Regions from separate parts of the Homo sapiens genome. Here region 2 is linked to region 1. The links are chromatin loops, found by intact Hi-C in ENCODE. Cell type or tissue: heart left ventricle. All regions are shown on one strand. Links, peaks and the distances in the headings refer to the core of each region. The heading gives the core; the rest is flanking DNA.

Region 1 (11,046 bases), core at 1,797-9,796:
GCAATAAGATTCTTCTATATTTTCTAATCTTGAAATATAGACATATATTGCATAATAATAATAATATTTAATGAGATAGTTATAGAGGATGGTGGTTAGAAACATGGATTCAAGCCTAAAACCATAATACAGCCGCACAACTTACTAGCTGCACAGCCTTAAGCAAGTCACTAAACCTCTCTGTGTCTCAATTTCCTCACAGGTAAATCAGAGACAAAAATAGTAGTTCTATCAGAGAGCTATTGTGACAAATAAATGAGCCAATACATGCAATACATGTAAAGGGCTGGCACATAAAAGTCAGATATAACTATTTCATAATTATATAATAAACAACCACCACTATAGAATCAAGCCTGACTTTTTAGAAAAACCTAAGGAAAAAAAAAGGAACTTTACATTCACCCAGTTCTCTGCTGGTTATCTGTTCTGCTATGGAGCTCATGTCCAGTAGGGAAGTAGAGCAAGCCACTCCAGTGAGGTCCACCCATGCCCTTTGCCCTTTGAGTCTGGGGCTGATCCTTCTGTCTCCTGACACTGAGGCAGATTTGGGGATTAGGGCTCTTCCCCAGCAGCCTCTTATCCCAAAGGGTAAGAGAAGCAGCTCACAGCAATTGCTCCCCTGCCTCCCCTGTGTCTGATTTTTAGCTTTTAGCACCTCCTCCTCTCAATAGTAGTCCAAATATGGTTCTGTTTTCTATTAGTTTCCCTTCTTGCCTCTGGTTTTGATTCTGATCCTCCAAAGATAATGAGAAGCATAACAACACTCATTTTGCAGTGAGGAATGCTTTCCCCACTGGATTCAAGATATCTTTTGTTCTCTAATATCTCAGGCTTCCTTCTACCTGTTCTTATTAGAGAGTCCTGGCCAATCATTCAGTCTCCCTTCTTTTCACTCTATGTATTCCCTCTAGAAAATCATACTCATTCCTGTGTTCCACTCACCATCTATCTGATGACAAGTCATAAATCTCTACCTCCAACCCAGATCTTTCCTCTGAGCTTCAGACCCATCCACAATTGGTTATCCTATATTTTCAACTGCTTCTCCAACTAAATATGTCCAAAACTGAACTATTCATCCTGCCTTCAAACCCTCACTTTCCCTGTATTCCTTAGCATGGTGGGCCACCACCCACACCACTGGCCAAGTCAGAAACCTGGGATTCAACCTGGAGCCTCCTTCTCTTATGTCATACACATAATAAATATGAAATCCCATCTACTTTACCTTCCATACCATTATTAACCAATAAAAAGAAATGTATTCCTGGACAACAATTTACCAAAACCACTATTCCCTATGTCAAAGATTTAATTATGCTGATGAAATAATTTCTTCTTGATGAGACTCAAGCCAGCCAAGTGGTTTTGTACTCCTCATCATCATCCTGTAGATGAGATGAATTATCTGCCTCTTCCTCCAAATCCTTTCCACTTCTCCATCTAAAGTGAGAAAGATAGGAAGCTTAATCCCAACTTAGCCTTTTGCTAGCCCCATTCCTACTAACACTTATTTATATTTTTTTTGCCAATTAAAACTTCCCTGAATTGTGGCCATATCAATCAGAGGAAAGACAGGAGGACAAATCCAATCTAGCCCTTACGTTTTCACATCATTTTCTTTTAAGGCATGGAGATATTCCTTGTTACACAGCACTCATTTTTTTTTCCATATACCTCCAGCCATAAAACATACACACACACAAAAATGACAGAGGCTAACCCTAAAACCGATGGAAAAAGATACTTAGACAATGTGATCCATCCATCCAACCTACCCACTGATCATTCTTGCAAAATGGCCAATGCCATCATTCAGGGACTGACTTTCCACTTCATATACGACCAAATACTTACCATGTTTTTCCCTTATCTTGCTGTCTGTTAGCCAATTTTCCTTATCCCTTGACTACCTCCACCAGAAAGTGTGATTAAAAACTTAAAATTTAAAGGCCAAACAGTCCATCTCACTACTGTTTTATAACTCTGATAAAGATTTGGTGAGGTTGAAATTCCGTCTCAGGGGATTTCAATTATCTCTGCCTTTGAGGGCTAACTATCATTACAGCTAGTGATACGCCATGGACAGCTCACCTCCCATCTCCCCAGTGTGGGGCAAACTAATTATTCTATTTCCAATTGAACAACAAAACTTGCTTTCCCTTCTTCCCCAGGCCCCTTTCTTTCTCCACTGAAGAGTACAAACAGCCAAAACAAGGAAGCCCTTAAATAACAAAGAGTGAAATGTGCTTTTAAACATAACAGGAAACCTTACCAGATCTCTCTTCCTGCCTCCTTCTAGCTAGCCTGGTCTGAGGCAGATAATAATACAGGAATGTTGACATGTCCAAAGCCTACATAAACAAACTGGGACATTCTTGAAGTCTTGCATCTATGGCAGAAAAGCTTGCCTAATCCCCAAAGTAGGTAAAAATCAACATGGGCATAGAGAAATACCACATCCCTTTCCATATGGTTATATATTGATGCAGAAATGAATATCCCACTTCCAGTTTCTTGAGGGAGGCAGAGCCTGTCCAGATAACAATTTGTGAACAAGTAATTTGGCTTTACAGTCAACAGTGTCAACAATACCTTCTGAGGCACAGGGTAACAGAGAGTTTTAAGTGCCATTTAAAGAGGTTATGCAATAGCTGTCAAGAAATTTCAGAGGAAAAAAAATATTTGGTATCTAGGTTAAGTTAATATCACACTTCCTCTCTTCTAAATCTCCTTGGAAACTATTATTTGACCCAAATGAGTCAGATAATTTCTTAAGGAGGGCTCCAGCTGCAAATATGAGGATATGCATTGTGCTAACTGTTTGCTGCTGAGTGCTGATTGGGGAGTGAAAAGCCACCAGCAGCCCGAGGGAAAGTCCCAGTTTAGGGGAGAGGCAAAAATTGAGTGGCAGCACTGTGGCAACCCCAGTGAGCTGGAAGAGCACAGGGAATCTCAGCAAGAGGCTATGTGGAGGATGGTTCTCATTCCTTGGGGGAGGGATCCTGAAAAAGTACAGTTGCTGTCTTCCAATCAAGGAATGGACAAGCAAGATTTTTCCTAACGCCAGTGAGAAAATCTATACCAGTCTGAGAGATGGAGAACAGGCCTTGCTCTGGGTATATTCTGTGAGTATGCAATGATTGAAACCCCCGGCTCTCTTCCCAGCTCCCACAATGCACTTGTGCCCCTTTCCTTATGACCAGGCCTTTCTCTTCATTTACTGCTCTTGGCATTACAAACAGCCTTCAGGCAGGGGCCTCTCCATCATTCCCTGTCATTGAGGTCATATATTAAGAGCAACTGCTCAGCTGCAGTGTCAGAGCTGAACTTGTTCCCTGCCCCAGCACAATGTACAGATAGTCCATTTTGGTATGCAAAATAAAATCTTTCTCACTCTATCTACCAATTGTTCCTGTTATCACGGGACAATGTCTACTGAAGAGCATTTAAAGTGCTTTGTAGATAAAATAAAGAGCTTGGTGCTCAGCTAAAGAATGAATTAAACATTTATCTGTCATTACTGTGGTGCTCATACTTATATCAGGCATAGATAAAATATATCTAGGCATTTCTAGATAAAAATAGTCGAGTTCCTCTTTACAAAACACATGTGTATAATATACAGTTTTGAGGAATATGGGGAAAAAATCCTGATACAAGCAAAGTGTCTGAGCTGTAAGCAAACACACCCTAACTTACTGATTTGTTGTTCATGTCTACATGTTGGTCACACTAAGCAGGTAGACACTTATGCCCATAATGTTGTAACTGCTCAAAGATGTTTCTGGAAGCCCCATTCTACAATCACCTTTGGACCTGGGGCAGTTTTATTTTAACTTTCTCAAACTTCTTTTGAGAATGAATGTACTATGTAAAATAGTCATAAGACATCTGAGGTTGAGACTGATGAACAGAATTGGTGCTCTTGAGAAGGAATGTGAACAAAATCCTGAGACTAAGACTAACATGGGTTGTATGCCACGAAATTTTAAGAATTGAAAACTTCCCTCAAATAAGGGCAAAAGATAACTCATGGTAAAGACCCAAACTTACATGGTTTATAAATGGGGTACATTATAAAAACTCAGTGTACTATTTTATCATTATATAGCAAGCCATGGTGAAGGCATTTGATTACCTGGGGCAGATTTGGTGGAGCTTCTAGAGACCTCCCCTCTAGTGTCCTGGCTTCCCAAGCAGTATGAAGTGATTGATGGCTGGGGTTTCTGCTAAAACTGTTCTGTAGGGTGGCTGGGTGTTTCTCTAGATTGCTTTTCCTGGTAGGAAAGCCCCAAACCTGGTTTCATGGCCTTTGTGGAAAGATGTTGTAAGCTAATTTAGTCCCTCTAATAAAGCCCCTTTCTGATCCTACTAGCTGGGATCAATTTTGATGTCTGATTCTGACCTCAAGGAAGAATATTCTCAGAAAAATTCTCAGAGGACAAGAATATCACACCTTTTAGGCAATAGAGGACCAAGCCCCACAACTAAAAAATCCCCAAAACATTTGGCCTTTAAATTTACCTGGGATGGATCCTGCTATCTCCTCATCCATTCATGTCCCCCCAAAATCCCAAGATGTACCTGTCATCTTTATTTATCTGGTCTCCAAATCCCACGGTGTCAACAATGGTTAACTTCAGCCGTACATTGCTTTCCTGAAGCTCATAACTTCTGGCTTTTAACCGAACACCTGGTTCATTGTGAGTAGCTGGGTCACTTTCAAATTTGGTGTTGAACAAAGTGTCCATTAACGTGGATTTGCCAATGCCTGTCTCACCTACATAACCACAAAAGAAAAATCAGAGAATGTGTCAATGTCTCTCAGACATCAGTTCAATTCATCAGTATTTTTTATTAGTCATGATTATAAAGTTTAAAAAAGAAAAACTGTCACCAGAAATGTCACTGTGAAGAGATAATTCTTTCTATGTGTAATCTATGGAATACCTTCCTAAAAATGCCTCAATGAATTTCAGAAACTATTTAGCAGAGAGATTTCAAATTTACAGATCAAGAGATTCTTCTTTACCTCTGAATAGAAAAATTGTACTTGTAAGATTGCCTGTGCTCAGTTTGTATATTACAAGAACAAGAACATGAACTTTGTCTCTTTCTCTCCTAAATGTTAGAGTATAAATCTATATTACTTAAGGGATAAAAGACTATACTGTTGAATTTCTGTTACTTGAAACAAGTGATTCCATTTACACTGAATTACCTAAAAGATCAGTTAATTCAACATCAATATGATACCATGTCGTAGAAAAGAATTACATTATTCAAAATAACACTCTTGATGACAATAATCACTAACATCACTGAGTGCTCACTTTGTGCCAACCCCGGTGGCAAGAGCTTCTAGTGCATTATCTCTTTTATGTATGTATGTATATATGTATTTATTTATTCAATTTTGAGACAGAGTCTCGCTCTGTCCCCCAGGCTGGAGTACAGTGGCGCGATCTCGGCTCACTGCAACCTTCATCTCCTGGATTCAAGTGATCCTCCCAGATCAGCCTCCTGAGAAGCTAGGATTACAGGCACATGTCACCACACCTGGCTAATTTTTGTATTTTTAGTAGAGACGGGGTTTCACCATGTTGGCTGAGCTGGTCTTGAACTCCTGACCTCAAATAGTCCACCTGCCTCAGCCTCCTAAAGTGCTGGGATTACAGGCATGAGCCACCACGCCCGGCTACATTATCTCATTTAAACCCTAGTACTACTCCCATGAAATAGGTACTACTGTTTCCTCCATGTTCAAGATGGAACACTAGGCTTAGATAAGATTTATGAGTAACTTGCCTGAAGTCATTGCTAAGTGGTGGAACCAGGGTTCTAACTCAAGTCTGTATGGTTCCAACACCTGCACTCAACCAAGACAGCAGCCTGATTTTACTATTACACAGAAAACTGACTGCCTAACATTTTCCAGTTATGGTTATATTAATCTCTCCATATTGTTTTTATTTTTCTTTATCCAGCTGGAGTCAAGAAGCCAAACATTTGTGGCTTCTTAGATAGTTTTCCCAGCTTCAGTGTGAAGTTTGTGACAATGAAAGTAAATGATGTCAAATGACCTTATTTACACTGATAATTCAACTCAGTAAGTGTTTACTGAGATCTCCCATGTGCAAAGCAGAGTAGCAGGTATCTGTAACCACTGTACCAATCACATGATGACACCCAAATGTGGGGCTATGAAGAACTGCAGCCCAACCCTCAAAATAACACCAAGCAAATTCTCTCTTAATTCTAATTCTTATTGTTGAGTCAAAGACAGTTGGCAATGAGAAAAAAACAGCCTTATGTTCGTGGTGGTGGTGGCTGAGCATATGATGATGGAGAGAAGCAGGTAGAAATCTAGAAACATTAGCCCTAGGGATACCTTTTTTCTTTCTTAATCTGGAAAATTTTTCAATTAGATTTCCAGCTCAATTTAAACTTGCCAATATAGAACAGCCCTTTCAACTACTTCTAATCCCAATATGTTCCTAGGAGCATCCCCTCTTCTAAGGACTGCTATAATGACTTTAAGGATGGTAGTGTTCTATGGAAAAAAGAAAAGCTCTGGGCAACCCTCCCACTATAATGACAAAATCTACTTACTAGTTATAAATTCTGTATTGTATACTCATTGCTTTCTAACATAATACAAAAGTGAAGGAGGATGAAGTCTTTCTGGATTTGAGCTTTCTCTGATTAGAAAAGCCTTATATGGCTTGCCTGTAACTATGATGATTCACTTATAGGATAAAAGTTGGTCAAGTATATTCATCTTACTCTTTAACCTTTCCTGTGTGTCCCTGAACATCTAAGATCACAGAATTTCCTCTTTAGTCAACCATCATTCAGCCAGTATTTTTCCAGTGCCTACTATATACAAGTTCTGTGCCAAGTTCTGAGAATTCAAGAAACTAGCCTGATAGGGTGTTCTCCCACATCTTAGAATCTGGTCTAGAACATGACTGAATAATACCAGTCAGACTCTAATTTATAATTATGGGAACACCATTCTAAGTGTTTGTCATAACCGCTTTCCTCTTATAAGCAAGACCATCCTTTACATCCATGGCCCTGCTAGTTGGCCACAGACAACCAGACCATGGCTAGGTCCCTGACCTCAAGGCAACAACAGAAGCCCAATCATTTCACTATGAGCTGGGGCTCCACATTGGAGAGTGGTCTATCTAATCACAGTTTTTCTCTTTGGGTATTTGAATGAGATACATGCAATCCCCACACAGCGTGATGGCATGAAAAAGAAACAATATACAAAGAGAGGTAAGTAAGCAGAAACCATGAGGCAGCAAAGGCTGTGTAAGTAAACAGAAGCCATGCTGCAGACAGAATGTAGGCTGGGAATACAGGAAAGAGCAGATAGATGGGGTAGAGCATCGGAAATCCATCATGAAATTAATGCTTGGGCGCTCACTGTGTGACAAGCATAGGTGCAGGGATGAAGTAATGAATAAAAACAGACACTGACACTGTTTGCACGTTTGTAACATCCTGAATGTCATTCCAGATCTCTATGGGGTCTGGCTGTGCAGCAGTTGAGACGGTTTCCTGTCTTCCTTACTTTCCTGAATAGTCTTACAAAAAAAAAAACCCTCCATAAAAGCAATATAAAACCAGTCTCTGCTCCCTAACCTGAAAGAGTTTAACAAGTTCACACTCACCATTCATGGCTTAACAAATTAACTTTGAGCAAAACAAAGTTACTGTGTAGTGGATACAGAAATAAAACAGAGTTCTCACTGCTAGTCAATACCGAAGGTACTTGAGTCATTTTAAGTACATGCTACAAGTGTAACATTCTCAAGCAGAGCCAACTTCTTTTCAGGATTTACCTATTTTTAGAACACAAAAGGCACAGAAGCAGATCTGCCCTATAAAAGTTTCTCCTTCATGGGAAAGGCTCTGTCAGTAGAAAGTGACCTACTTAACTTTCATCTTCTTCCCTAAGAATAGCAATAAAGACTTCAATTACATGGCAAGCATTCCAGGTTACCTGGACAAGACTGAAATTATCATCTTATTTTACTAGGTTGAAAATTGCTTAAGCACCCATGTGAATCAGGAACACCATACTTTTTAAAGGCATGGTAATTTTAATTATCATTTACATTAAGGTGGAAATTACAAACAATTAGCATACCAGGCCCTACTTACAGCACAGGGTTAATCAATGGGTTGAAAAAAACCACTGTTCCTCTAAACTTTGGTGTGCTTTGCTTTCCATTTCTATGGTCTGTGCTTTTAAGAGCTGTAATTAGACACGGCAACTCCAGCAGCAGTGTGATTCACCAAAAGCAGTTCAGCAGGAAATGACAGCTTTTGGAATAAAAGGAACTCTAGAAGAACTAGGGAAGTTTTTCAATGCATTAGCTTTTTTTCTTTAACAGACAGGGTCTCACTGTGTTCCCCATGCTAGTCTCAGACTCCTGGGCTCAAGCAATTCTCCTGCCTTGGCCTCCTGAAGCACTGGGATTAGTTTTTGAGGCTTCTCTCTAATCTTTGTAAGCGGAATCTCATCTATATTTTTGAGGACCCATAAGACAAAAATTTCTTTCTAACTGAATAACTAAAAGCCTACTAGGCATAGGTTCCAATTCAAACCAAACAACCATAACAATATTTTCAGAAAAGTCAATGACTAAAGTATTTCAAAACTCCCTAGCAGAATGCCTGGCACAAAGGAGACATTTATTAAAAGTTAATTGCAGGCCAGGCACGGTGGCTCACGCCTGTAATCTCAACACTCTGGGAGGCTGAGGCAGGCGGATCACCTGAGGTCAGGAGTTCGAGACCATCCTGGCCAACATGGTGAAACCCCGTCTCTACTAAAAATACAAAAATTAGCCAGGTGTGGTGGTGGGCACCTGTAATCCCAGCTACTTGGAAGGCTGAGGCAGAAGAATCCGTTGAACCTGGGAGGCGGAGGTTGCAGTCAGTGGAGATTGAACCACTGCACTCCAGCCTGGGCGACAGAGTGAGAGACTCCATCTTTAAAAAAAAAAAAAAGTTAATTGAAAACAAAAATGATCATGGTGATGATTTATACAGAGATATGCCACTGTGATAGATTTTTTTCAGAGTTTGTTGTTTATTTTATCATAAATTCATCTGCCTAAACACTCTATTGCTACAGTAATTAGAGACCTTATTAAAGTGCTATCTGGGACTTCTGTTTTTCCTATTCCTGCCAATGCTAGTAAACATGATGCCCACATCACAGGGGAAAGCAGTCCTACCTTTTCCATTCTATCCTCAGGCTTATTTAACCTACGAGCTCTAAGGTGAACAAGGCGGGGGAAAAACAGAGGGATTGTATTATTAATTAGAAGGTAACGGTAGATTGAACAAATTGTTGATCTGTGATTCAGCATCTTTCACTCTAATTGCCAAGACTGGCTACTTGAGTAAGTAACTGTGCATGGGGATCTGCCTGCCTTCCCTAATTATTCTAGATTTTACTCTTGGATGGAATCAGAGAGTCAGAAAGCTACATACCTAAGTTGCGTTGTTCTTGTTCCTCATAGAATCACCTTTGATGAAACATACTCCGGCATAAGATGAGCCAGCGTGTGGCACCTGGCATTTCATTAAACAATTGCACTGACTTAGAGGATGCCCAGGAACCCAGACCACTACATACACCAAATCTCTTTTCTGAAAATCCATGGAGAAATTTTTCCAGGTAAAGCTGTGTTTCATCTGGAGCAATCATTTTGTTTTTACTTTATAGATACTATAAATCTGTCGTATGTTAAACTTTTTGCTTGTGTTTAGCATATAACACATGCTCACTAAATATCTGCTAATGAATGAGTGAATTAATAAATTTTCTCCATGCTCTGACCACTAAGCTGAGAGAAAAATGTAATACTTCATCAATTAATTGCTATAGGCAGGCCTGATGGCACACTTTGAGTACTGACTCTATCCCTGGCTTCACCTTTATTTTCTGGGGTTAATTTTATCTTCATTCGTTTTACCCTATAAGCCATTTACATCCTTTCCTGGAAAAACAAGACGGGATAAAAATGTTTAAGATTTGATTATAAATTTCCACAATTTATGTTGACACTATAGCCTTGGCTAAGATGGCCTTACACTTACCTGTTTTCAATTCCTGTTCTCTCATCCCCTCAAAACAATTAAGGTTGAATTGTGGACAAATTTTCTATTTCAAAATGTATTACTAATTTACTTTGACTCTACTATCAAACTGGTTCTTCTTCAAAAGCAGAGATGTTACAGTATCTTATTTTCACCTTTGTATGTTTACAAGACAGCTGGATCAATGTGGATGAGGTTTTTTCGTAGAGTTAGTATCATTTTGGAAAATGGATGAGAAAGACATACAAATTTAAAATTATGAAAAAAGGCTAAATGCTAATTTAGATCTAATTTAGATTCTCTGGAGAATTACAGCATGGGTAAAATATGAAAGGCTTTATTTAAACTAAAATGTGGCTTCAGGAGTGATTTAGGTGTGTTGTAGCAAAACAGAGAGAAGGGGAATGATGAACTCCTGGGTGTTCTGTTATCTCATTTAACATCAGAATTCTCTTCCCAGTGAAATGAAAACTATTCTTCCTCTATTACATGCCTTCCCAGGACCAACAGAGATGGGTTCTAGCAGCATACATTTAATTCATTATCTCTGAAACTAGACTTAGTTCATGCCAGGACCATTTTCTGCCCTGTTTTATTTCCTCTGCTTTCTTTCAACCTACAGGTTCACGCCACAAAACAAAATTACAATTCTGAGACATTTTTGGTAAAAATTTTCCTTACCGGGATCATAATTTTATTTTTTTTATCCTTAATTCCCTCCCATATTTACCACAAAAATGTAAATTCACGCTATAAATATCACACATGTGCATACTGTGCAAAAAAATACAAATGGGCAGTAAGAGGAAGGGAGTAAGTAAGGAGGAAAAGTTACCATGGATGCTGTTAAGTTAAATATAACACCTCCTCCTCTACGAGGCCGTCCAAATATTTTGATCTACTTTTTATAGA
Region 2 (11,046 bases), core at 1,024-9,023, 810 kb after region 1:
CATCTCTACTAAAAATACAAAAAGTAGCTGGGTGTAGTGGTGTGCACCTGTAATCCCAGCTACTCCAGTGGCTGAGGCATGACAGTCAAAAGTTGCAGTGAGCCAAGATTGCACCACTGCATTCCAGCCTGAGTGACAAAAGCAAGACTCTGTCTCAAAAAAAGAAAACAAAATTATTCACTAATTTGGACAAATATATTCAAGAACATTTACTTCAGCATGAAAGCAACACAAATGTCCTATAGTAAAAGAATGATTAAATAAACTGATTTAGTATATTTTTTTAAATATACTAATACAGTGGATTAGTATACAGACATTAAAATAACAGTTTCAAAACCTATTTAATAACAAGGATAATCGTTTATAAAAGATGAGTCAAAAAATGATACAATACATATGATCTCAATTTTGTTTAAAATACACATATATATGACTAGACCAGAGGGAAATAAACCCATATGTTAACAGCGATAGTGTGGATTACAGGGGATTTAAATTTTGTTCCTTTTACTTTCTTCATTGTCCAAATTTTCTGTGACAAATATAATGGAATGGGTAGGGAATGGATGGAGTAGCATTTACCTGATTTAAAGTAACAACAGGCTGGGCACGGTGGCTCACACCTGTAATCTCAACACTTTGGGAGGCTGAGGTGGGCAGATCACCTGAGATCAGGAGTTCAAGATCAGCCTGACTAACATGGTGAAGCCCTTTCTCTACTAAAAATACAAAATTAGCCAGGTGTGGTCATGTGTGCCTGTAATCCCAGCTACTCGAGAGGCTGAGGCAGGAGAATCGCTTGAACCCGGGAGGCGGAGGTTGTGGTGAGCCGAGTCATGCCACTGCACTCCAGCCTGGGCAACAGAATGAGACTCCCTCTCAAAAAATAAATAAGTAACTGAATAAATAAAAAATAAAGTAACAACAATCAGTAGCATCATTTGTGAATAGAAATTGGAGGCAACACATGACTTTTTCTGCACATTTGTAGTAATGTTATCTGCTACTTTAAACATCTCTTCTAATATGAATATAGAAATTTCTGTAGATTGATAATTTATCATAATATCTAGGTATTTTTCCCTTAGATAAATGTGATGTTTTATTGCTTACAAGTCTAGTTTGTTCCTTGTTATATCAAGGAGTTTTTAGAATTCACCAATAAAATGAGAAGGTAGGAGATCTTGTCTACCATTATATCTCCAATACCTAGAACAGTGGCTTAGCACAAAGGAATTGCTAAGTTAATATTTGTGGAAAGAATGAAAGAGTTTCATCAGTTTTAAGGTTGTGAAAATCCTATGCTATACTTGCTATGAAAAAGGATGTTATAAAAAATTCATTAAAACCAAAATTGCTAAAGACAGATCTAACAGACTTAGAACTAATGTTTGTGTGCCTTTGGCATATTAATTATGCATAAAAATAGACCCTGCTAATTCCAAACTAGTCTTAACCATTTATGAAAGGAGGCCAAAATGTCTCCTTGAAAAATAATATTTGCAGCTAAGAAAGTTACTGTCTCTTCTTGATTCTGCAGTACTGAAATTCAGACTTTTTATTTATTCAGATCACCTTTCTTACATATTATTTAGAATATGCGGCATTTTGCCACATTGAAGATTTTACCAAGAAGAACTGGGTAAACAGCAGAAGATGAATGCCTGGCACAGCGTTGTGCTCTACGCTGCGGTATCATCTGTTTCTTCATTAATTATTTATTGTGTCCCTTCTGTGCCAGAAACCATGTTATGTGCTGGGGATCCATGAAAAAGATACAGTTCTTAGTATCAGACCCAATCTGACACTAAAGACTAATGAACACATTTTCCTTATAAAACTTGTGAAGTTTCATGAAAGCAGAGAGAAAACACATAGTTCAGAGGGGCCTTCTGAGAGATGGCACTTCTGAATTGAGCCCTGAAGCCCAAGTAGAAGTGAACCAGGTGATAAGGGCCCTGCAGAGACTTCTGGGTGAAGGGCGGTGAGTGACTCAGGCCAAGGCACTGGCTGAGAACTTGTGTGGTGGGTGCTAGGTAACAGTAGATGGTTGCGTGTTACTGGTGCATAAAGTGCCTACCAGGAAAAGACAGCGACAGGTGACGCAGTTGCATCAGATCACAACAGGTCAAGGACTGTGGACTTTATCCTTTGAGCAGGGGTGGAGTATCTGTTCCCTTAGGCACTTTTGACAGGCTTCTCTGAAGCCTGAGATGGATGAAGCATTTGAAAGGAAAAAGGCTGGAGAGAGGGAGACCAGTTAGGAGCCTACATACAGTATTGTCACAGTCCAAGCCAATGATGAAATGTGCCTTGGGGTAGAAATGGGGAAGAGGAGGAGGTGAAATCAGCAGGACTTAGTGATCAACTAGGGGAGAAAATCATGAGTCCATTTTGGTCATGTTGTCTTGGAGCAGCCTGTGAGATGTTTAGATGGGGGAATTTTATCACAGATCCATGCTACTGGAAGGATCTAAATAATTTCAGGCATAAGCTGTTTGTTAGGCTGAATTACTGAGTCTTGCACATAATTTTTCACTCCCTGTTACATGCATGTTGGTTTTGTGTCCTTAGCTAAATTTCTTCTTACAGACAGGGCCTATGCCTGTTTGCAGGGCATAGTCCGGGCACATAGAAAGCTCTCAGTAGGTACATATTGGGTGATTAACTGAAAAGTATGTTTTTTAGTCCAATTATTAATTTAGCTGTTGACACTGTGAATTCACCATAGAACTTGATAATTTTCCAGTATTTTGTTTTAGTGGTAGTGCCACAGTATTGTGCGTGGAAAAATTCATTATGTTCGTCTTGGTTAAAACTAATAAGCAACAGTTATATTGTGACTCCACAGTGCCACTCTTAATATCCAGAGTCACACTGTAAAACTGATTTAAGGCCTTATGTTGCTTTTTCATTTAGTGTAACTAAGAAGACTCAGCTGATTACAAGGTTTGTCTGGTGGCTGTCATCACCACAGCAGAACCCTCGGTGAGGAAGATCAGTTGTTCCCAAGCCATGGCTTTCTGTTCAGACTGGCAAAGGGCGCCTTTGAGGGGGACACTAGCTCGTTGTATCTGGCGGAATGAATAACTTCCTGTGCCAGACAGTCCGCGGTCTTGAGGCTGAGGTTATTATTTGTTAGTTTCTCAGGCCTTCCTTTGCCGAGCAAGCTCCTGGGAGTGCACACTTGAATGCCCTGAGGATCAGAAATAGAAGGGGCAGAAATTAAAAGTTTAAGTCAAAACAGAGCCCTCTCTGGGCCATCTTGTGGCAGGAGGTTGAGGTGCTTTCTTTGGACCCATTAGCATACTGGGGCTGCGCGGCTGCCTGGAAACTCTAGAGTTGAACTCTCCCTTTTTCGGTTCCTCACCTGTGGGCTCCTTACTAGGAGCTGACAGTGACCTCACGCAGCTGCCCTAGTTTCCTTTCCTCCAGATGGCACGGGTAACACTCGAGGAAACCCTGAGAGTTCAGAGTCCAACTTATGGCTTCTCCATAGTTTCACTGTCCCTCTGGGCTAGAGTTGCCAAATAAAATAAAATACAGGACAACCAGTTAAATTTGAATTTCAGATAACAAATAACATTTTAGTATGAGTCTGTCTCGTGTGATATTTCGGTTCAGTCCGATGTATCAGTTGTTAATGTCCTGCCATATTTATCTCTCTGATGCACTTTTTCTTGAATTATTTGAAGTAAGTTGTAGATATCACACACTTTGTTCCTAAATCCTTCAGCATGCATCTCCTATGAATAAAAACATTTTTGATGTAGCCCATGCAATATTTGGGACATAATTATATTATAAAATTATTTGTTGTTTATCTGAAATACAAATTTAACTGGGTATCCCAGGTTTTATTTGCTAAATCTGGCAACTCTACCCTCAGGGTGCCATGGGGTGGCAGCTGCTGGATGGGTGAGTAAATCTGCACTCCTGGACTTGGTCAGATTTGATTTCATTTACTGGCTTTGTGACTTGGGACAGCCAGTGCCACCATTTCTTTGTCTGCAAAATGGGGATTTTTATTTTGTAGTGTCAGTGTAAAACTCAGAGATAAGGTACATTATAAAGCCCCTAGCATAGCACCTGACTTTAGCAGACTCACAGTAGATTGCAGCTGGCGTGGCAGTAATGGTAACTGAATAGTAACTGCCATTCTCTGAGCTGAAAGTGAGAAAATAAAAATAAAGACACACTGTTTTAGAAATGTTAGCAGCTGTATTTACAACTTCCCTCTGTTCTCTCATTCCCCATCTCTCTTCCTACTTAGTGCATTCGCATGAGCACACACACACACACACACACACACACACACACTCACTCACTCTCCAGCACGTGATCTACTCTGGGATTGACAGAGGGTTTCCTGACAAACATCCAACTTGTAAGGTGGAGGAAAAGAGACATATGAAAGCAGCAGGAAAAGCCACCACTCTTGAGGGCAAGATTTGAAGGGAGTAAAAGGGGCTATGAGGATTTGTCTGAGTGCTGGTGACTCAACTAAGAAGTGGCCAGGCAGAGAAGGGCTGTGGGGGTGGAGGGAGACAGAGGAGAAGCCCCAGCTGTAACATGGTCTGGGTTGGTTATGACTCTGGCATGCTGCCAAGGACAGTTTTTATTGTTCTTGTTTTTCATTTGCTTTGTTTCATTAAGAAGTCAAATGTACTAAATGTTTATTTCTATCCTGAAAGTTGGAGGAACAAGTTCAAGTCACACTGTTTACGCATGTCAGAACAGCCAGGTTTACCCTTCTTTCTGGTAACCCCTTCTTTCTGGAAACCCTTCCACTTGTCTTTGGATTTATGGTTGCCTAAAAGCTGGATGCCAGCCCAGCAAGATAAACCAGGGAGGTTAGCCATCTGTTCATTTATGTTTGCTGATTCTTTCAGGGTTCCTAATTCTGAGGTGATTTTCTTCACATGAACAAATAAATGAGATCTCAAGTCCTTTCTCACTGGAAACTTCACACACTATGATGCTTGTCAGGAAAAATTAGGCAGGAATACAGAGTGCTCACTCAACTGTCCTGACAGTAATAGGAAGAGAAGTGCGGTGGAGTCGAGAGTGGGGGCGGCTGCTCCTGGGCCTTTGCAGCAGAGCAGACCGCAGCTGAGGCAGCATCAGGCTCGCCTTTGTTTTGCTAGAACAGAGGAAAGCCAAGATGAAGTGAGTTCTCTTTGTGTCCATTCCTTCTCCTTGCCTTAGGGTCTATCCATAACATGCTACAGAATCTGAGTTTCTTAGATTTTCACTTAAAAAAAAAGATAAGGGAACATTTTTTTTTCTGCTTACAGAAGTAATTTATTTCTGGTGTAAAAATCCAAACAAAAGCAACAGTGAGTGGAAGACTCCTCCTAATCCGGACCTGAATTATAACTGATACAAATTCTCGACACTCAAAGTTCACATTTTGGTTTGTTTATTTGCAGTCTGTGCTTTTATATTATTTTTGTATTTCAGCCGTTTTTACAGTAAAAATACAAGGCTTTTCTCCATTAACAGATAGAGGACTGTTGGGAATACCAGGTGTTAGGTTTCTGTTAACCTCAGGCGCTGTATTTATCAGGCCTCTACTGCCACGGTGAGTAACAAGTAACTCCCCAGTCTCGTTGCTTATAACAATAATATGTGGGTGTGCAGCCAGCTCAGCTGGCTCAGTGGAACGAGGCTGGACTCCAGGCTTCTGGTCCGCTTTAGGACTAGTCTACACATCTCCGTTTTAGAACCTAGGCTGAAGGATCAGCAGCTACCTGTGGCCTGCTCTTCTCTTTTCCAAGGGTGGCAACTTCAAGGTGGCAGATAGAAACTTGCCATGCATCTTAAGGCCTTAGCTCCAAATTGATACATTGCCATTCCACCCACATCCTGTTGGTCAAATCTAGTCACTTGGCCTAGCCTGAAGTCAGTGAGGCAGGGAGAATACTTCACCCTTAGGGGAGTCATGGTGTATTAATTTGCTAGGGCTTCCCGAATGAATACAACAGACTGGGTGGCTTAAGCAACAGAAATTTGTCTCATAGTTCTGGATGCTAGAAGTCTGAGATCAAGGTATTGGCAGAGTTGGTTTCTTCTGAGGCCTGTCTTCTTGGCTTGTAGAGGGCTGTCAGTTCTGCGTGTTTTCACGTGGCCTTCCCTCTGTGCTTGTCTGTGTCCCAGTTTCCTCCTCCAGTTAGGACACCGGTCCTATTAGCAGGGCCTACCCTCATGACCTCATTTAACCTTCATCAGCTCTTTAAAGACCCCGACTCCAAATACAGGCACATTGTGAGGTATTGGGGGTTAGGACTTCAGCTTAGGAATTTAGAGTATGGGGGGCATTATTCATCCTGTAACACAGAACAGGGGTGGAAAGTGCAGGAGGGATTGTGTGCAGAGTGCAGTCTCCATTGTCAGCTAACCTCAGTGAGGCTAGGCCTCCTGGTTTTTGAAACGGGGATAGGCAGTTCCATTTTAGGGTTTTTGGGGATCCAATAAGAAAATACATTTAAAGCCCCTGGTGGTGGAGGCGGTAGGGATGGATGTGGTTTGACTTGAAAAAGGACCAAAACTGGCCTTCTTGGGCCCTTCCCCTTGTTATTCTCTCATCTGGGCAAACTGGGAGTGTATGGTGCTTTTCAGAATTGCTTAACTTCTACAGAAGATACACCATCCATGGAATCTTCAAAAATAACAAAGCCAGCAGGCCCTTTAGGCACTCAATCTGTGCCCTAGGTTTTGGAAACACTATGCTTCATGCTTCTGCCCAAGTGCTGTCTTTAGTACCCTTCCTTTACAATTATTAATTAATTAACTAGTTAATTTATTTTGAGACAGAGTCTTGCTCTGTAACCCAGGCTGGAGTGCAGTGGCACGATCTTGGCTCACTGCAACCTCCACCTCCCAGGTTCAAGCAAGTCTACTGCCTCAGCCTCCCGACTAGCCAGGATTACAGGCACGCACCACCACACCTGGCTGATTTTTGTATTTTTAGTAGAGACGGGGTTTCACCATGTTGACCAAGCACGAACTCTTGACCTCAAGTGATCTGCCCGCCTTGGCCTCCCAGAGTGTTGGGCCACTGGGCCCGGCCCCTTTACAAATATTTATCGAAGGCCTTCTCTGACTTATTAGAACTGTGGGCTCTATTGGTGTAAGATATGGCCCTGTTCTCAGGAGACTGCAGTTGAATGCCTGTGAAATGATTAAAATAGTGATCTAGGAGGTCAGAATAGGGGGCGTCCCTTCCTCTGCTTCTTGGGTTTAAAGCCAACTATTGCCTTACATTTTTGTAAATCTCCTTTTGGTTTTTTCCTAGAAAATTGTGTTAAGGAATGGTACTGAGGCATTTGACTCCTGGGAGAAGCCCCCTCTGCCTGTGTATACTCAGTTCTATTTCTTCAATGTCACCAATCCAGAGGAGATCCTCAGAGGGGAGACCCCTCGGGTGGAAGAAGTGGGGCCATACACCTACAGGTAAGTCTTGACCACCTCCTGTCTTGAAAGAAATACAGAGTGACCCCAATATGGCCTGAGTCCTTGCCTCTTCCCAGGAGCAAGGCTCCAGGGCTGTGTGGGAGCACACTTTCTGATTTCATTGTCTGAAACGCTGCTGATGTTTTGTATGTGTGTGTGAAACCTCAGCAGAGAATGGCTTTGTAGACTGGGCCAAGTCTCAGCGTGTTGTGTTTTGAAGTGCAGCGGTTTCCTCCTGAGTTGGCAGACTGTGATTATTAAACCATGAAGGGTTACTCCTTACCCTGACCCTTTTAAGGTTGCCCCTTGATATTCTTATTTTATTTTATTTTATTTTTTTAAGAGACAAGGTCTGGCTTTGTTGCCCAGGCTGGAGTGCAGTAGAGCAGTCATAGCTCACTGCCACCTCCAACTCCTGGGCTCAAGTGATCCTCCTGCCTCAACCTCCCTAGTAGCTGGGATTGCAAGTGTTCACCACCACACCCAGATAATTTTTTTTGTAGAGATGAGGTCTTGCTATATTGCCCAGGCTGGTCTTGAACTCCTGGGCTCAGGTGATTCTCCCGCCTCAGCCTCCCACAGTGTTGGGATTACAGGCGTGAGCACCACCATGCCTGGCTACTGCTTGATATTCTTAAGTGACTTTTAGGGCCTCCCTCCATTTCCATTCCCCACATAACTAGTTTTAAAGCAGTTCCAGAATTTACTTTTGTCTGAGACAGATCTTTCTGTTTCTTACCCGCTCCTTTTCTCCACCTATCCTGCGTATAAGCAATAAGCAAGTAGCAGAGGCTGTTAGAGTCTTTGCTGGTGACCACCAATTCCAAACACTGGGGAATCAGGATCCCTTTAATCATTTTTAAACGATTAGTAGAGGGAGACGCTTGAATCAGAGCATTTTCTCTGTTGCAATGTTCCCCTTTTCCCTATTACAATACCTCCTCCCTCTCCCATACAATAATCTTTCCAATAAAGTCTCTCCTTACCAGGTTAGAAAACAAATTAATAGAGGAAGCAGACAACAAGATCTTTCTTTTTCAAAACTGCTGAATGATAAAAATGCCTGACAATTCTGTTGTAATCGATTGCTCAATAAATTATTGCTGACTGATTCATGTGCTATGAATCAGTACTATTCTCAGTGGTGGGAATTCAGAGATAAAAATCCTAGTTCCTGCCTTGGGTGCTCATGCTCTGACTCTGGAGTCAGATGACCCATTTTGATTCCCGCCTCTGCAACTTACTAGTTCTCTGTGCTTCCATTTCCTTATCTATAAAATGGGGATAAAAATAGGACCTCCTCCACATGGTTTTTACAAAGATTGAGTCAATGAGTCATGTATAAAGTGCTTAGACTAGTGCCTAGCACATAATTAGTGATACTTAAGTGTTTGCTCTTACTATTAGTTGGATTAGGCTATTTTTGCATTGCTATGAAGAAATACCTGAGACTGGGTAATTTATAAAGAAAAGAGGTTTAATTGGCTCATGGTTCTGCAGGCTGTACACACATGGCACACTGGCTCTGCTCGGCTTCTGGGGAAGCCTCAAGGAGCTTTTACTCATGGCAGAAGGCAAAGCAGGAGCAGGCACGTTACATGGTGAAAGCAGGAGCAAGGGGTGAGGAGGTGCCACACTTTTACAACAACAAGATCTCGTGAGAAGTCACCCACTGTTGTGAGGACAGCACCAAACCTTGAGGGATCCTCCCCTATGACCCAAACAGCTCCCACCTGGCCCTACCTCCAACACTGAAGATTACAGTTCAACATGAGATTTGGAGGGGACATCCAAACTATATCATTCCACCCCTGGCCTCCAAATTTCATGTCCTTCTCACATGTTAAAATATAATCATCCCTTCTCAATAGTCCCCCAAAGTCTTAACTCATTCCAGCATTAACTCAAAAGTCCTAAGTCCCAGGTCTCATCTAGAAATGAATTCCTTCTACCTATAAGCCTGTAAAATCAAACAAGTTATTTCCTTTCAAGATACAATGGGTGTATCAGCATTGGGCAAACATTCCCATTTGAGAAGGGAGAAATTGGCCATAAGAAAGGGGCTACAGGCCCCAAGCAAGTCTGAAACCCAACAGGGCAGTTATTAAATCATAAAGCTCCAAAATCATCTTCTTTGACTCCGTGTCTCACATCCAGAGCACACTGGTGCAAGGGGTGGGCTCCCAAGGCCTTAGGCAGCTCCGCCTCAGTAGCTTTTTTATGCTGAGATTGCAAGCTGATGGTGGCTCTACCATTCTGGTGTCTCAAGGACGGTGGCCTTCTTCCCACAGCTCCACTAGGCAGTGCCTCAGTGGGGACTCTTTGTGGAGCCTTCAGCTCCGCATTTCCCCTCCTCACTGCCCTAGTAGAGTTTCTCTTGAGGGCTCTGCCCTTGGAGCAGGCTTCTGCTGGGGCACTTAGGCTTTCTCATACATCATCTGAAATCTAGGTGGAGGATGCCAAGCTTCCTTCACTCTTGCACTCTGTGTTCCTGCAGGCTTAACATCACATGGAAGCTGCCAAAGCTTATGGCTTGCACCCTCCAGAGGAGTGGCCTGAACTGTACCTGAGCCCCTTTGAGCCATGTCTGGAGCTGGAGTGGCTGGGATGTGGGAAACAGCACAGGGAAGTAGTGCCCCTGGCCTGGTCCCTGAAACCACTCAGTCCTCTTAGGTCTCAGGGCCTGTGATGGAAGGGGCTGTCTCAGAGATCTCTGAAATGTTTTCAAGGCCTTTTACCCATTGTCTTGACTCTCAGCACTTGGCTTCTTTTTAGTTATGCAAATCGTTTTAGCAATGGTTGCTCTACAGCCTGCTTGAATTTATCTCCCCACAAAAATATTTTGTTTTGTTTTGTTTTTGAGACAGGGTCTCTGTTGCCAGGCTAGAGTGCGGTGGCATGATCATGGCTCACTGCAGCCTTGACCTCCTGGGCTCAAGGGTTCCCCCTGCCTCAGCCTCCCAAGTATCTAGGACTACAGGCAAGTGCCACCATGCCTGGCTAATTTTTAACTTTTTTTTTTTTTGAGACAGAGTCTCCCTATGTTGCCCAGACTGCGGAAATGCTTTTCTTTCTCTGCCACATGGCCAGGTTGCAAATTTTCCAAACCTCTATGTTCTGCTTCCCTTTTAAAAATAAGGTCCAACTTTAAGTCATTTTTTTACTCCCACATCTGAGTGTAGGCTGTTAGAAGCAGCCAGGCGACATCTTGAATGCTTTGCTGCCTAGAAATCTCTGCCAGATATCCTAAATCATCACTCTCAAGTTCAAACTTCCACAGATCCCTGGGGTGTGAACACAATGCAGCCAAGATCTTTGCTAAGGCATAACACATGTGAACTTTGCTCCAGTCCCAATAAGTTCCTCATTTCCATCTGAGACCTTTTCAGCCTGAACTTCACTGTCCATGTCACTGTCAGCAATTTGGTCACGATCATTTAATCAGTCTTTAAGACATTGCAAACTTTCCCTCATCTTCTTGTCTTCTTCTGAGCCCTCCAAACTCTTCCCTTCTCTGCCCATTACCCAGTTTCAAAGCTGCTTCCACATTTTCCAGCTATCTTTATAGCAATATTTGACTCTCAGTAC

Evidence for each region. A loop is a pair of places that touch in the nucleus more often than their neighbours do. Peaks named below come from ENCODE experiments on the same cell type or tissue, not always from the same donor. Only the 100,000 strongest peaks of a DNase experiment are listed, where the experiment ranks them.
Region 2: it touches region 1 in a loop (4-fold over the local background); 1 of 110 quality-filtered maps calls a loop at or near these places.

Annotation. Positions count from the first base shown.
Region 1 is chr4:76,999,341-77,010,386 of GRCh38, reverse strand. It overlaps SEPTIN11 (septin 11), which reads right to left. Exons shown (of 10, transcript NM_018243.4): 3 at 4,591-4,786. Among named protein-coding and RNA genes, the nearest start is that of SEPTIN11, 55 kb to the right of the region's middle. In heart left ventricle, for the core only: no CTCF peak of the experiment used is centred there; no DNase peak of the experiment used is centred there; H3K27ac peaks cover 346 bases.
Region 2 is chr4:76,192,119-76,203,164 of GRCh38, reverse strand. SCARB2 (scavenger receptor class B member 2) reads left to right here. Exons shown (of 12, transcript NM_005506.4): 2 at 7,301-7,458. Among named protein-coding and RNA genes, the nearest start is that of SCARB2, 16 kb to the left of the region's middle. RefSeq lists enhancers at 3,055-3,114, 3,135-3,324 and a silencer at 7,588-7,647. In heart left ventricle, for the core only: no CTCF peak of the experiment used is centred there; DNase peaks (open chromatin) are centred at 4,544 and 5,094; H3K4me3 peaks cover 531 bases; H3K27ac peaks cover 3,600 bases.